Regions from separate parts of the Homo sapiens genome. Here region 2 is linked to region 1. The links are chromatin contacts, found by Hi-C or POLR2A ChIA-PET in ENCODE. All regions are on one chromosome and are shown on one strand. The core of a region is the stretch at or near the end of the contact, and the rest is flanking DNA. Distances in the headings are between cores, read along the strand shown. Region 1 has its middle 160 kb from the start of LINC00332. Region 2 has its middle 120 kb from the start of LINC00332.

Region 1 (6,783 bases), core at 4,029-6,528:
AGGGTTCCTCTCCAGTAACACAGGCCTCTGGGTGTGCAAGTATCCCTTGGCCCTCTTTGTGTCTCTATAGGAGGCTCAGGGCTTGAGTAACCAACACAAGAAAATGCTGACATTCTAACTACTGCTACTACTGTGAGTAATAAAGGCTTTTGTCTCTGATTTAGGAGTCTTGTGTCCTCTAACAGCATCCATGAGACTGTGGCAGGCTAACTTTTTAGCTTGCAAGGAGGGAAAAATCTCAAAGCCTTCAAAGTTTTGGCACTAACATCAATATAACTGAAAGGGGAGCAAAGCATGGTGGAACACGCCTGTAGTCCCAGCTACTCAGGAGGCTGAGGCAGGCAGATCACTCAAACCCAAGAATTTGAGGCTGTAGGGCACTATGATCGTGCCTGAGAATAGCCACGTCACACCAGCCTGGGCAACATAGCAAGACCCTGTCTCTAAAACTAATAAATAAAATAGGCCCCACGTGATGACTTATGCCTGTAATCCCAGCACTTTGGGAGGCCAAGGTGGGCAGATCACTTGAGGCCAGGAGTTTGAGGCCAGCCTGGCCAACAGGGCGAAACCCTGTCTCTACTAAAAATACAAAAAGTAGCCAGGTGTGGTGGCACACACCTGTAAACCCAGCTACTCAGGAGGCTGAGGCATGAGAATTGCTTGAACCCAAAAGGCGGAGGTTGTAGTGAGCCGAGATGGCATCACTGCACTCCAGCCTGGGTAACGGAGCGAGAGTCTGTCTCAAAAGAAATATAATAGTGATAAAATAAATAAAATGAAAGCAGCTTTGATATTTAAAACAATATAGGCTGAAGGGTACTTAAATTGTGTGTGTGTGTGAGAGTGTGTGTGTGTGTGTGTGTGTGTGTGTGTGTGTGTGTGTGTGTGTGTATGTGATCTTCCAGGTAAATAAAGTGGTTTGGGGCTTTTGATAAACTAGCAAAATTACTAAAATTTTCAACAAGGCTGTCTCCACTACGGTTACATTTTAAAGCTGGTGATTATCCACTAGATTTTTGGTTCTTAATAGGAAAGAACTATGCCTTCACTTCTGAAGTCATAGCTCCTTGCTCTGTGCCTGACACGTAGTAGGTGCTCAACAAATATTTGTGGAACCAATGTCAAATAAGGTAGCCGCTACAGAATGCATTTTTATTGAATAGTCACTTAATAATTTCATTTTATAATTGCTAGGCTTTAGTATTGACAATGGTATTATTAATATTTCAGGTACTAATAAAATTTGTATTTTACTATAATTTTATCAACATGCTACATTTTCAAATGTGTTTTGATTATATTAGGCCTCATGGACCGCAATAGAGTTGGCAAATTAAGATGTTTTATTTCTCTCTTAGCTTTCCTGGCCTATAAAACAAAGACAACTAGATAAAATGAAGCTTAAATCATTTTCAACTTAAAGACTCTGTGATTCTGTGGTACTGATCTCCAATTTTTCTCACGTAAATCTAAAGAAAATTAATAATTCCTTAAAATTCATTCTCTTTTTAATTCACATTTTCTGGGATTCTCTTTCTGTCTTTAGGAAGGCACACCTGTTTTTGCGGGGGATGGAAAATAAAAACAAAAGTAATCCACCAGGAGGGAGAATTGTACCAATGCCAGATCTTACAAGTATTTGTTGATCCTAGGCTGGCATTCTCTCCATCTATGCCACACATTTCTACGAACCCTGGTGTGTCAGCTTCTCTGTGGGTCTAGGGCCAGGATGGAGGTCAAAGCTGGAGCTGAAGGTTGGGATCTGCCCTCACAGAGTTCTCATCAGTGTTCTTTCTTCCTTTAACACCCTTGGAGTAGAACAGTAAAGAATTACATTAAGGCCGGGCACTGTGGCTCATGCCTATAATCCCAGAACTTTGGGAGGCCGAGGTGAGTGGATCACCTGAGGACAGGAGTTCGAGACCAGCCTGGCCAATGTGGTGAAACCCCATCTTTACTAAAAATACAAAAATTAGCCAGGCATGGTGGCGGATGCCTGTAATCCCAGCTACTCGGGAGGCAGAGGCAGGAGAATCGCTTGAACCCAGGAGGTGAAAGTTGCCGTGAGCCGAGATTGTACCATTGCACTCCAGCCTGGGTGACAGAGCAAGACTCCGTCTCAAAAAAAAAAAAAAAAAAAAAAAGAATTACATTAAATACTCTAAATAACTGTTAAGAATATTGTTGTGAATGAAAAATTCAGTTTAGTGGTTAAGAGCATGGAGCTTGGAATCAGGTAGATCTTAGATCTAACCTGGAAATTAAGCTTATGCTGCAGGGCTGTATGAAGACGAGATTTAATAATATCTGTTGTGGCCTGAGCACACTACAGCTACATAGAAAGGATTCAGAAATCTTGATTACAGCTATGACTATTTCATGTATTATTCATGTGCTATGTAGGCCTGCCAGAGGCATGTTTGCCCTCCACGTGGCATGGGGTAGGGTGGGAATGGGGTCGAGCGGAGGCAAACAGAGGAGTCTTGGGTAAAGGAATAAACAAAAGCTGTGAGTGGTAAGTGGGTTGAAGAAAGCTCTGAACTAAGGTAACAACTCCGCATCTGGAGGTTCTGGTTTTTATTTCTACATGTGCACGGGAGACAATAATTCTCATAAAGATTAATCACTCCACAAGTGTTTTGAATCAGAAAATAATGAAGAACAGAACCTGGGTTCTGGCTTCGGAATTTGCTACAGCCCATCCAAGGGTTGTTCATAAGCTGTATTCTTAGAGGATCATTGTGCTAATTCCATTAGAACTAATTTTTCTTTTCTTTGAAAACTGCATTGTGCATTATCAGGCTGAAATCTAACAGAACTATGCTGTCAAACATTCTGTACAGCAAACAATGATGTAGAAACATCAGAGTAATCTCTAAACAAGAAATTCTTGGGATTCTGCAGATGAAGAGTGAGGTGCCCAGTGTAGGAAGGGACTGACTTATCCCATTCTTGACTTGTTAGCCCCTGACATGGAGAAGTTAAGCTCCAGAGCTTTTTCAGTGCAAAATACTCCATTTTCATTAATTCCTTGGAATTTGTGATACATGGGATATAAGTTGCATGTGCACTTCTGCATGTCTGTGTTGTGCATGTATGTGCATTGTGTGTGCGTGCATGAACCTAGGTAGAAGACCATAAGAAGTGTATAGAAGAGGAAAACTCTAAGAGGAAACACTACCAAGGTTCATGTTGAAAGGAATACTGAGTCAATGTTATTCTAGGCAATACACACAAATTTCAACTTAGAAACTGGCAGGTTGATTATATTTTTCAGATGAGCAAAGTGCATACTTTCAGAATGATGGGAGACTATTTCAACATTAATTTTAACAGGTCTTCTTTATTGATGAAAAAATGCCAGGCTCACCCAGACTGAGCTGAACCACCACCATTTGATCTGGAAAGAACACATGCTCAAGGGACCAGGCCACTCCCTGGTGAGCCAGCCTGTATTTTGGGGAAGAGATGGTTTATTTGTTAAATGATATGGCATGAGCCACAAATCTATTAGATTTTTTGCTCTGCTTTATTGCAGATTATTTGGGCAAACTCCACTACCCCTTTCTGAAAGCCATGAAGCATCCACAGCCAGCCAGCCTTCACAGTGCAAGAAAGAAATACTTGACATAGTCAAGCCTGAATCAGGAGTCAGCAACTCAGGTTTCAAACTGACTTTGGCAATTTCCTGACAACTCTTTGCCTTCATTTTCCTATCTGTGAAACAGTTTTGCTCATTTTGCTACCCTTAGAATAAATTCTACAATGTCTATGAATCGATTTAAGCCCCTTCCTAGAATGACAACTACAGGAGGCTGCTTCAAGGGTGTTCGTGTAGCCCAAACCTCCCTTTTCTGAAAGAAATGCCTCCCCCTGCACAGGACTGGACACCAGGAGCCAGATCACTCAAATGATGCTAGCCCCTGGCCATAGTTAGCTGAGTCAAAGGTGGATCAAGGAAGCCAATCTCTAATTAAGCTGGACCTACTAGTGTCTGTCTCTCTTGGGACAGGTCAGTTGGTTGGGAGCCTGAGACTGGGGAACGATGCAGAGACAAGGGTTAGGCAACACATTTCTGACACTCTTCCAGAAAATCAGGAAAAAACAGTCTGCGAAGAGAGAAAAATAATGCTGATATCCAGAGAGAAGTGGGGATGAGCAGCTGCTTGACCCCCAGGGAGTGATGCTGGGAGGCATTGCCTTGGTTCCTGACTCTACTCCAGGTCTTCATCCAGACCTTCTGCTCCTCTAACCTCATATCCTTTCAACAAATCCCACTTTTTAGCAAACACTCCTTGGTGAGTTTCTGCTACTTGGAACCAAACGATCCCAAGCCTGAAATCACATACTCCTCTGAGTTGCCTATCTCAGAAAAGCTAGCAATGTCATTGACAGATAAGGTCCTTTGCAGGAACACTGTTGCAGCTGGAGGTCATTATCCTAACTGAGTTAGTGCAGGAACAGAAAACTAAATATCATATGTTCTCACTCATAAGTGGGAGCTAAACATCGCATACTCATGGACATAAAGATAGGAATAATAGATGCTGGTGACTACTAGATGGGGGAGGGAGGTCACCAAGGGCTGAGGAACTAACTGTTGGGTACTATGCTTAGTACCTGGGTGATGGGATCATTCATACCCCAAACCTCAGCATCACGTAATATACCCATGTAACAAGCCTGCACATGTACCCTCTGAATCTAAAATACAAGTTGAAATTATTTTTAAAAAAGGATTATTAACAAGACCTTTTTATTTAAAAAAAATTCTTTAACATTCTTTCAGAACAAAACATTAGCATCCAGCTTGTTCTTGGACATTCTTGTCTGTTAAGGTTGAGCCCATTTAGGCAAATTACCCTAACATGAAACTGAGCAGAATTCTCAACAGAAATCCAGGGCTCAGCTATTAGTAGAGTTTTAATTTTTGTTATAGCATTGAAAGATGACCATTCTCAAACCACTACACAGCTAAGCTGGGTTTTGACTCCTTGACAACTGCATAGCAAATTGGTCCACATGAGGAATTCTGGCTCTATTAATCAGCTGTGGCTGCTCCATGTCAGTGGGTAAAATGCGGATGTCATTCAGGGTGCAGATGGCCAATCCAAATGATGTTTTCAATGGCATGAAATGAGGCAAAAGAACTTGAAATTGAGATAAGAGCAGCCTACCACCACCGTCCAGCCTTCACTGGAGGTGTGAGAAGCCAGCCTGTTTCTGTTCACAGGGAATTTAGGTGAATCATGACCATTTCTGTCCGCGTGAGGTTGAAAGTGAAACCCTATTCAACCCTCAAGATTTGCTCAACCAAGGGCTGATTACGGTGGGAAGGAAAGAACAGAATTTACTCATCAATAGTCCTAGACCTGTAGGCAGAAACCTTTTCCTTTGTGGTATCTGGCTCATCATCATCAAAGAGTGTGTTTCTCTGTGTGTGTGTGTGTGTGTGTGTCTCTCTCTCTGCCTCTGGTCTTTCTCATTTTATCTCTGTGTGTATGTGTAAACACACACACATATAAAAACATATACATAAATTGTGTATATATAATACATATGTACAGTATATATGTATATATTATGCAGGGCCAAATGATTATTATCAAAGAGATTATTAAAAATGCTGTTTTATCCTGCAACTTCTCAAAGAGATGAAGCTTCCAAATTGATATCTACAAGAGGTGTTGTCCTGTAGGTGCTATGAAGCACTCATATTTCCCCACAGAAGAAGTGTGGTTAGTAGGAAAATGAAAGTATTTTGAATTTCTCTTCACTGGAACTTAAGGGGAAACCCAGGAGACGTGCCTTGCTTCTTTCCCCCATGGCTCCAGCTGAGGACACCCTGTCATCAGGACACGCCTGCCCCACAGAGCAGCTGCAGAGAGGACCCTTCCCATATCCCCGGCCTCCCCAGTCTGTTCTCCTGCTGACCCCTGCCTTGTTAGCTGGATAGCAGATGCTCCCTCATCTAGCCAGCGACAAGCAGAGGGCATTCTTCTAAGAAAAGTGCCAAGAATCATTCCTTCTCTAGAAATGTCACCAGAGTCCCATGTGAAACAATAATAGGGACATTGATTTAACATCTAGGCATTTTGATTTTAAGGGCTTGTACCTATGGTATTTGCTTATGCTGGGGCTTCCTGAGTCCCTAAATAACCTTTCCAGTCATTTGGGGCTGAGTGATGATCAACAATGTATCGCAAACAGGACTTCTCATCAGTTTATTAAAAATTCATCCATCTTGGAAGATCAGTCAACTTCAACATAAGAAGATCCATTTTTGGGGATCTGACTTAGCTCACAAGTAAAGTGGGCTTTCTGGAAAGTGAGTGCGTAAATGGCCAAATGTAACATAAACTCCAGTGAGCTGTGCAAGCCACTCACTGGAGCAGATTGCTCAGTGGCCACTCATTCTGATAATTAATGAGTCTTATTTTGAACTGCAGTGACATCGTATAAACATGGATGTTTTTTCCTTCTACTTTATTAAGAAGGAAGAAAATAAATTAAACCTCCTGGCAACAAATGAATGAATATGTTATATTTTTTAATATCCACAGCCTTACCCACAGAAAGTTTATTATATGATGGGCTCTCAAAATGAATTTTAATATATGCCTTTGGATCATTTATCTTACAATTATCACCACAGGGATTTTCATGGAAAAATAACATTTTCTGGCCAGGCATGGTGGCTCACACCTATAATCCCAGCACTCTGGGAGGCTGAGGCAGGCAGATCACCTGAGGTCAGGAATCCAAGACCAGCCTGGCCAA
Region 2 (7,013 bases), core at 3,812-6,311, 34 kb after region 1:
GGGCATAGGAACATGGATGGGAGTGATGTGTGTCACTTTGACCTGGCCCATGAAAACCTTCCTGTCATCTTCCAAGCTCTCTTTCAATCCCCATCACTGGCTGGAATGAAGGATCTGAGGCACTGGGGATGGTGGAACCACAATATAGAAAGAGCCTGGATCTCTGAAACACTGTGTGGAAGGCTGTTTGCCAAGGACTCACCTTACGTTGTTCTTTAATCAAAAACTAAACTTTGTTCTAAGCCAATGAAATTGGGGATTTAGCCATCACTGGAGTTAGCTCAGGGTTAATTAGAATGGCAGGCTGTGGTGTGCCAGGAACACTTTCCCCTTTCCCACTTCCAGGGCTAAGATTTCCCTACACTAATAGTAATTAACAAGAAGGTTCTTTTCCTGACTTCTCCACTTCTTTGCTCTTCATACTTTCCCTTTGGCATTTTCCCAATAATGTCTCTTTTGAAACACCTGTCAATCCATCTGAGATCAAGTCTTGGTTTTCTTCTTACAGAGGCTACTACTGCTACCAGCTGAGCTCAGGAGTGAGGGAAATGAGAGGAGGGTGGTGGGAAGGGAAGAGATGATGGGACTTGTGTCCCCTTGGGGGCTTCCACATTCTTCCTCTTTTCCATTCCAGGACTACCTGAGTCATACCAAGTCCTGGCTTTTAGTGCTCTACTGAGATCAGGAGGGAGGCAAAGTTGCAAAAGTGGCCTCTGGACTTCTGGAAAGGACAGAGCCAGTGACTTGCAGCATAAAGGGTTTTGGGACCACACAGAAAACCAAATCCTATTGTGCTTGTGAAAAGGTGGTGATTGACAAAGGGCCTCAAGAGGTCTCACCTGTAATTCTCTCTCTTTTCATTCCCTTTATGTTCCCTAGGGTTGTGCCAATGAATAATTGCCATTGCCATTCTTCCAAGGAGAATCAATTACTGTATCAATGGTAGCTGGCTGTTGCCTGCAAAATCTCTGGAATTTAGGTCATGGCAGTATTCTAGTTCTATTTCATTAAGAGGAAACTTGCTTGAGAAACATCACCAATATGAACATCTTATTGCCTTTTTTGTTGTATTCTTGGATATGTACAAATTCAGGATTCAGAATGGGGTAAGTCCATTTCCAAGTGTTTGTGTGAGCACACATGCAAATGCATGGGTGGGTTCCTATTCCCTTCAACATCAAGTGGTCTAGACTGGCACCTGAAAACTGCATCCTGGGGACTGAAACCTAGTTGATTATGGATCTCTAGAAGTATTTGAAGAGTCAGAAGTCCTTATTATTGTCATTTCTATGTCACAACTAGAGCAACATGGACTCAGCGTGAACCCTGCCTCCAACACTTAGGAGCTGTGTAATTTTTGGCCTAGTACTCAACCTCTCTGTGCTCCAGTTTCCTCTTCTGAAATATGGGAATTGTAATGATACCTACTTGATAAGAGTTATATGAGCATAATATAAGATAAATACGAACCCCTGAACACATGCTGTAGTAGTATCCCCTAATTTATATTAGCCAATGTTATTAATAATTATAAAAAGAAGACTGCATTTTCCATGGATTTTAGGTCATGGAAATATTGCATATAAATCTAGGGGATTACTATATCCATTATGAAATATCTCTGAAATCTCTTTCATTTGAATAATCTATGAATCTCTTCCAGAATATCTTCTGACATAAAATAACCGGCATTCACTTACCTACCTCACTAAGCTCTTGTTCCGGTCAAATCAGTGATACATGCAGTTCTCCTGGCCTACATCTTGGCTTCTGTCCCATACTGAAAAGAGAATAACCTTCCTGAGAGGCGAGTTTCACCATGCCCCCATCCCTGCTGGAAATGCATTAATGGCTTTTCTTCTCTAACACAATAATGAGGAGCTCCCAAGGTGGTCTCTGTGGCCCCAAGCCCACTTGTCTAGCCCTGCCACATGCCCAAAGCACTCACAACTCCAGGAATTTTGTGGCATGCCTTTATGTCTATTCACTGTTCCCTTGGGCTTGTATGCTGATCTCCATCCCCACCCATGCCCACACCCACTCTGCCTTCACCACAGGCAAGAATATTTTAATATCATTAGCATTTTCTTCAAGGATTCATTTTGAGCATCCCCTTTGTTTTGAAGCTGTTTGCCAATCCTATCCCCTAAGTAGAATTGGCACCTGCTTCTCCAGGTCCTCACTGGATTCCTCTATGCATCTGTCACAGCACTTAGAACTCTTCATCGCACTGTTTGTTAGCATGACTATCCCTGTTATTCTCCTTGTATCCACAGTGCCTAACATAGCACCTAGCAGGCTTCAGATTGAACCACAGGAGATTTCTGTCTTTATAGATATTTCCAATTTCATGTGGTTCCACTTGGAGTGGGGTGCTTAGTAAATATCTGCTGAATGAATGAATGAATAAAGTTCCACTCCTGCTGACCTACTGTCTGACAAGGCTCTTAAATGACACCATAATTTTCAGTAATACTTGTTTACCTGCCTGAATGTACATGTCAATCACCTTTTCATTTTCCAAAAGAATTTTGTTAAAAATTTAAGTTATATCTATAGGTTTTTATAAGAAAATGACAGAGACAGTTTATTAATATTCTCAGACAAAGAGAAGTTATGAAGCATTGTTTAAGACAACGTCAAAGAATTCAAAAAGCTCCATAGATGTAATGCTTTTCCCTTACTGAACAAGTGTGAAACATTGTAAGAATTACTAATTTGGCCAGGCGTGGTTGCTCATGCCTGTAATCCCAGCACTTTGGGAGGCCAAGGCAGGTGGATCACCTGAGGTCGGGAGTTCAAGACCAGCCTGACCAACATGGAGAAACCCCATCTCTACTAAAAGTGCAAAATTAGCTGGGTGTGGTGGCGCATGCCTGTAATCCCAGCTACTCAGGAGGCTGAGGCAGGAGAATTGCTGGAACCTGGGAGACAGAGGTTGCAGTGAGACGAGATCGTGCCATTGCACTGCAGCCTGGGTAACAAGAGCAAAACTCTGTCTCAAAAAAAAAAAAAAAAAGAATTACTAATTTATTCAATATATCATAATCAATCAATTTATTCTCTAGAAGCCAAATAGTTGTCTTATTTCCCATTCTCACCCCCTGACCCGGCCATCTACTCTTCTATAAATGGTTATTGTGGTTACAAAATTGGTTCCAAATGCAATGAACAAGCATGTAGCAAACAATACATACAAGATGTTTATGTCTCTCATTTCACAATACCAAGGAATAAACCAAACTACCCATTAATGATGAGATCTACTCTAATCAAAGAAGCAAAAATGGAACATATCAGAGGTATTGGGGTTTTCAATAACTGAGGTATAAGATGTCAGCTTATGACCAACTTTGTACTAAGGACCAGCTCTCTGAGATGGGACCTGACTCAACCAAAGTCAAGAAGCCATATCCCTTCTCTGATGATGAGTAGCCAGAAGCCTCAACCACAAGTGGACTGTATGACAAAATCAACAAACACAAATTCAAATGCTTACAGAGGCCAGACACACAATGGAAAGAGGTGAGGAAGGCTAAATATGAGGCACTAGACAGTGGTGAGGCACGTGGCAAAGCATCCTGTGAACAGGCAGCAGCCATTTAGTTCTAATAGCATTACCATTCTGGGCCTCTGTAGTCAGTGTTGCCAGATTTTAGAATTTTTAGAAGTTAGAAATCTAGATGTTTATGTGAAATTTCCTGGTTTTTGAAACAGTACATTTTGTACATTACACAACAGCACATTTTGTACATTATACAAAACATGACTAAAACCGAGATCCGACCTTGGGCCATCAGTTGCAACTCCTACATGAAACTGTAATCTATGATGCCTCTGAATACAAGGTAGTCAGAAAATGAAAGGAGTTCTATGTTCAGAATAGTCAGAGAAAACTCTAATTTTAAATACATTCACGTATCATTCCTGAAAATATTCTGACACATGCTGGAACACATGTCCCAAGTTTTAATCTGGAAAAGATAGCTTTGATACCTCCAGTTACCATTTTGAACCTCTTTAGAAGTTAATAGTAGTCCCACAAGGCCAAGAAAGAAAGAAGAAACAAGCCTAAATACGAAAAGGTGGAAAGCAGGTTTGAGCTAGACAGTATGTTTATTTTAGAGAATAAGGAACGTTAAAACTGTTTGAAACTTTCCAACTCTCCGTGTATTTCTTTTTCTTTCACTTGCTCATGTATTTCAAATATTAAATGCTTTTCCTCTGTTATTAAGAAAGTGTGTTTGAGTCATACTCAGAGGTCTAACCCATGATGATGACACCACATTCATTAGACAACTTCTATTCCTTTCTAAAAGTTTCGATCCAATATTAGCAGAACCTGAAAGCCTTCCAACTCACTAACCAACAGATGGCATGACCAACTTTCCCAAGAGACACGCAGCAGCACACAGGTACACACCTTCCCAGTGAGAGAATGCAAGGTTCAGCTCAGGTGTTAGACACTCAGAGAACACTTAATCAAACAACAAAACGGGTGGCAGCAGGGAGAAGAGGAAAGGTTCATTCCCTCTTCAGCTCCCACCCCCGGTTAGAAGTCCAGGGCATTTAAGGTCTACCACATTTCCATGTAGGGGTGGAAACATTATCTTTCCCTTGAAAGAAACATAGCCTTTGAACAGGAAATGGAGGGTCATCAGTTCGGGTTGGAACACACATAGAATAATAATGACACTACCTTTGCTGGTGTCAAATGTAAATTTGTTCAATAGTCCAGTGGAACAGTAACAAGGCACTTCTTCAGATGCCACCTGCTATTGAGTGTAGAAAATAACAACAAAAAAAATACCCTGTCGACTCACCCAAGTCAGATAATTACACGGACTGCAAAACATTCAGGCACGGAGCTCTGGAAACCTTTTAGGGGGTCCTTTATCATGCCCTGCCTTTTCCAGAATGAGACTAATTTGCTCCTATTTCAGCCAGCTCCAGCAAAGAGAGCGGGTAAAGGAGAGAAAAGAGAATGAATTGTCAGCATTATTGAAAAGATTCATGGTTAGTCACACTCACTCCAGGCAAGTTCCTTGCCAGACACCACACCACTCATTAGCAGACCTGAGAACTGGCGTGCCTCCCACAGCTGAGCAACAGCCTTGGGCCTGGCAGGTCCCCAGGGACCCACAAAGCCCTATGTTCTCCCACACCCTGCAATGAGAAAGACCAGTTTGGGCAGGCCTGGGTGCAATTGGCTCCCCAGATGCTAAGTAAATCTGTTCTATGCCCTGTGCTGCTTCAAATATAATTATTCAGGTGCTCAGCTGGTGTGGAAATCAAGGTAGCATCTCTTCAGGGTACACTGATGCAGTTACCTGATGGGGCTGCCATTTTCTCCCCAGGTTCCCTTCGGAAGACCCAAGAGATGGTCGTGTCTACAGTTTGTCAGCCTGTATGTCCTCATTTCCAGCTACAGCTGTGAGCTGCTGATCTTCCTGGAGCTGGAAACATTTATTTCCCTTGTGTAATACCAGCAATTTTAACTTAGATTTACAGTGCTTACCACTGAACCATTTGGGGCATTAAAGACTAATTCAATTCATTTGCAAGAGACAGGGTGGGCTGTAGGAATCATTGATGTCAATATCCACAGCAATGGGGAAACTGAGTCTGGGAGGCAAAAGGACTTGCTCAAAAGTGTAGAACAAAGAAGAGAAGCCAGGTCTTTGCTTTTCTATTCAGTCTCATCCCATTTCTTGGAGCTACTATCTCACAGAAAAAAAAAATACCATTTCTAGTTAGGACAGCAAACCGGTTACTCTTTACTGTATGAAAACACCATTCTCAGAATCACAACTCCCTAAAGTTCAGTCAAAACTTCCCAAAAAAAGCTGGCTTCTGTTAGAATGAGCTGCGCCCTCCACTGGGATCTGAAAGCAAAGGACAAGGACTAAGTCTTTGTAAACAATCACAACAGACACTGACCATGGTGAACATCATCCCATACGTCAGAGTAACATGCCCTCACATGGGTTCTGATGGAGAAGAACAGCTCCCCCATGCTGAGCTCTGCCATCCCTAGCATCAAAAGTACCATATAGCTGGATGCCAAAGCTGGTACTATTTGGTACATACTGATATGCATATTAGCTTGGATTTATGACACCTAGAAAAAGTGATCCTGGCCCTAAAATAAAATTCAAGTCCAAGAACGATCATTAACAATGTAAGTATGACTCAAAGCACTCAGACTACATGTCTTCACTTGGACTACATGTCTTCAGGTTGAAGACGCTTCACCCTGGCTTTGCAACAGAGTCACCATGATGACCCAGGCAAGTGTGGGATGTGTGGTAAGGGCTTGGGAAAATTCCTGTGGGTTTTTAGAGTTTTCATAATTCCCTGAAAGGCTGCTAGACCCAACTGCTTCTAAAGGAAGCATGTGGGCAAACTCAGAGATATGGGTGAAGGACATTCTGTGTCAATGGACACCGAGTACTGGGCCAAGAGGCCCCTGCTTATCTGTGTTCGTAGTTGGTCTACAAAAGAGTCACAGCTTCCCTCTTCCTCCTTAGCAGGGGGAAGTGGGCCTGAGGGAATGTGGATCAGCCCAGCCAGTGCCTGTTAACAAGGTGGCCTGAGGAGTGGGTACTGCCCCCTTGTCTTGTATCAGTCCTCCAGTCTCTGCCATTGGTTGTGCTCCTGAGTGAAAAGAGGCAGAGCCTAGGACAGGAGATAAAGTTAAAGGAACTCTTCACTCGATCCTAGAAGGATTTTGCTTATGAGTTGCTCAGATCTCCTACAGCCTCCCCCACCCTCACGGGTGCTAGGCTGGTAGTCAGTATTACTACTCTTGACCATGGCACCCAGCTTAACTCTATCATTGGCACTGCAAATATGCCCTGGACTACCTCCGGAAGTGTCTTGGGTGCATGCCAAGAAAACATCCCTCACCTTCTCACCTCCTATTTTTGCATTATTTGCTTTCAGAAGGGAAGTGATAAAAATGGATAATAGCCACTAATTTTTGAACAATTTTTCCAGGTACCACTCTAAGT

The links. A loop is a pair of places that touch in the nucleus more often than their neighbours do. ChIA-PET counts read pairs that join two places held with the same protein, here RNA polymerase II (POLR2A). Pooled maps may share reads with other maps.
Region 2: a loop to region 1 is called in a map of GM12878, with 7 times the contacts of the local background. The contact joins two enhancer-like sites. A Hi-C loop is called at or near these places in 2 of 168 maps with a recorded cell type or tissue (GM12878 and naive thymus-derived CD4-positive, alpha-beta T cell), 36 of 37 single-sample maps with no recorded cell type and 15 of 50 pooled maps. POLR2A ChIA-PET finds 5 or more read pairs at or near these places in 6 of 52 experiments (MCF 10A, OCI-LY7, activated CD4-positive, alpha-beta memory T cell and 2 more).

Annotation. Positions count from the first base shown.
Region 1 is chr13:40,021,118-40,027,900 of GRCh38, forward strand. No RefSeq gene overlaps it. Among named protein-coding and RNA genes, the nearest start is that of LINC00332, 160 kb to the right of the region's middle. Within about 2 kb of position 5,279, at least 2 of the 41 ENCODE cell types and tissues checked have a DNase peak (open chromatin) inside an H3K27ac peak, as active enhancers do; they include GM12878, where a contact is called at or near this core.
Region 2 is chr13:40,055,375-40,062,387 of GRCh38, forward strand. No RefSeq gene overlaps it. Among named protein-coding and RNA genes, the nearest start is that of LINC00332, 120 kb to the right of the region's middle. RefSeq lists enhancers at 3,699-3,888, 5,135-5,264. Within about 2 kb of position 5,062, at least 8 of the 41 ENCODE cell types and tissues checked have a DNase peak (open chromatin) inside an H3K27ac peak, as active enhancers do; they include GM12878, where a contact is called at or near this core.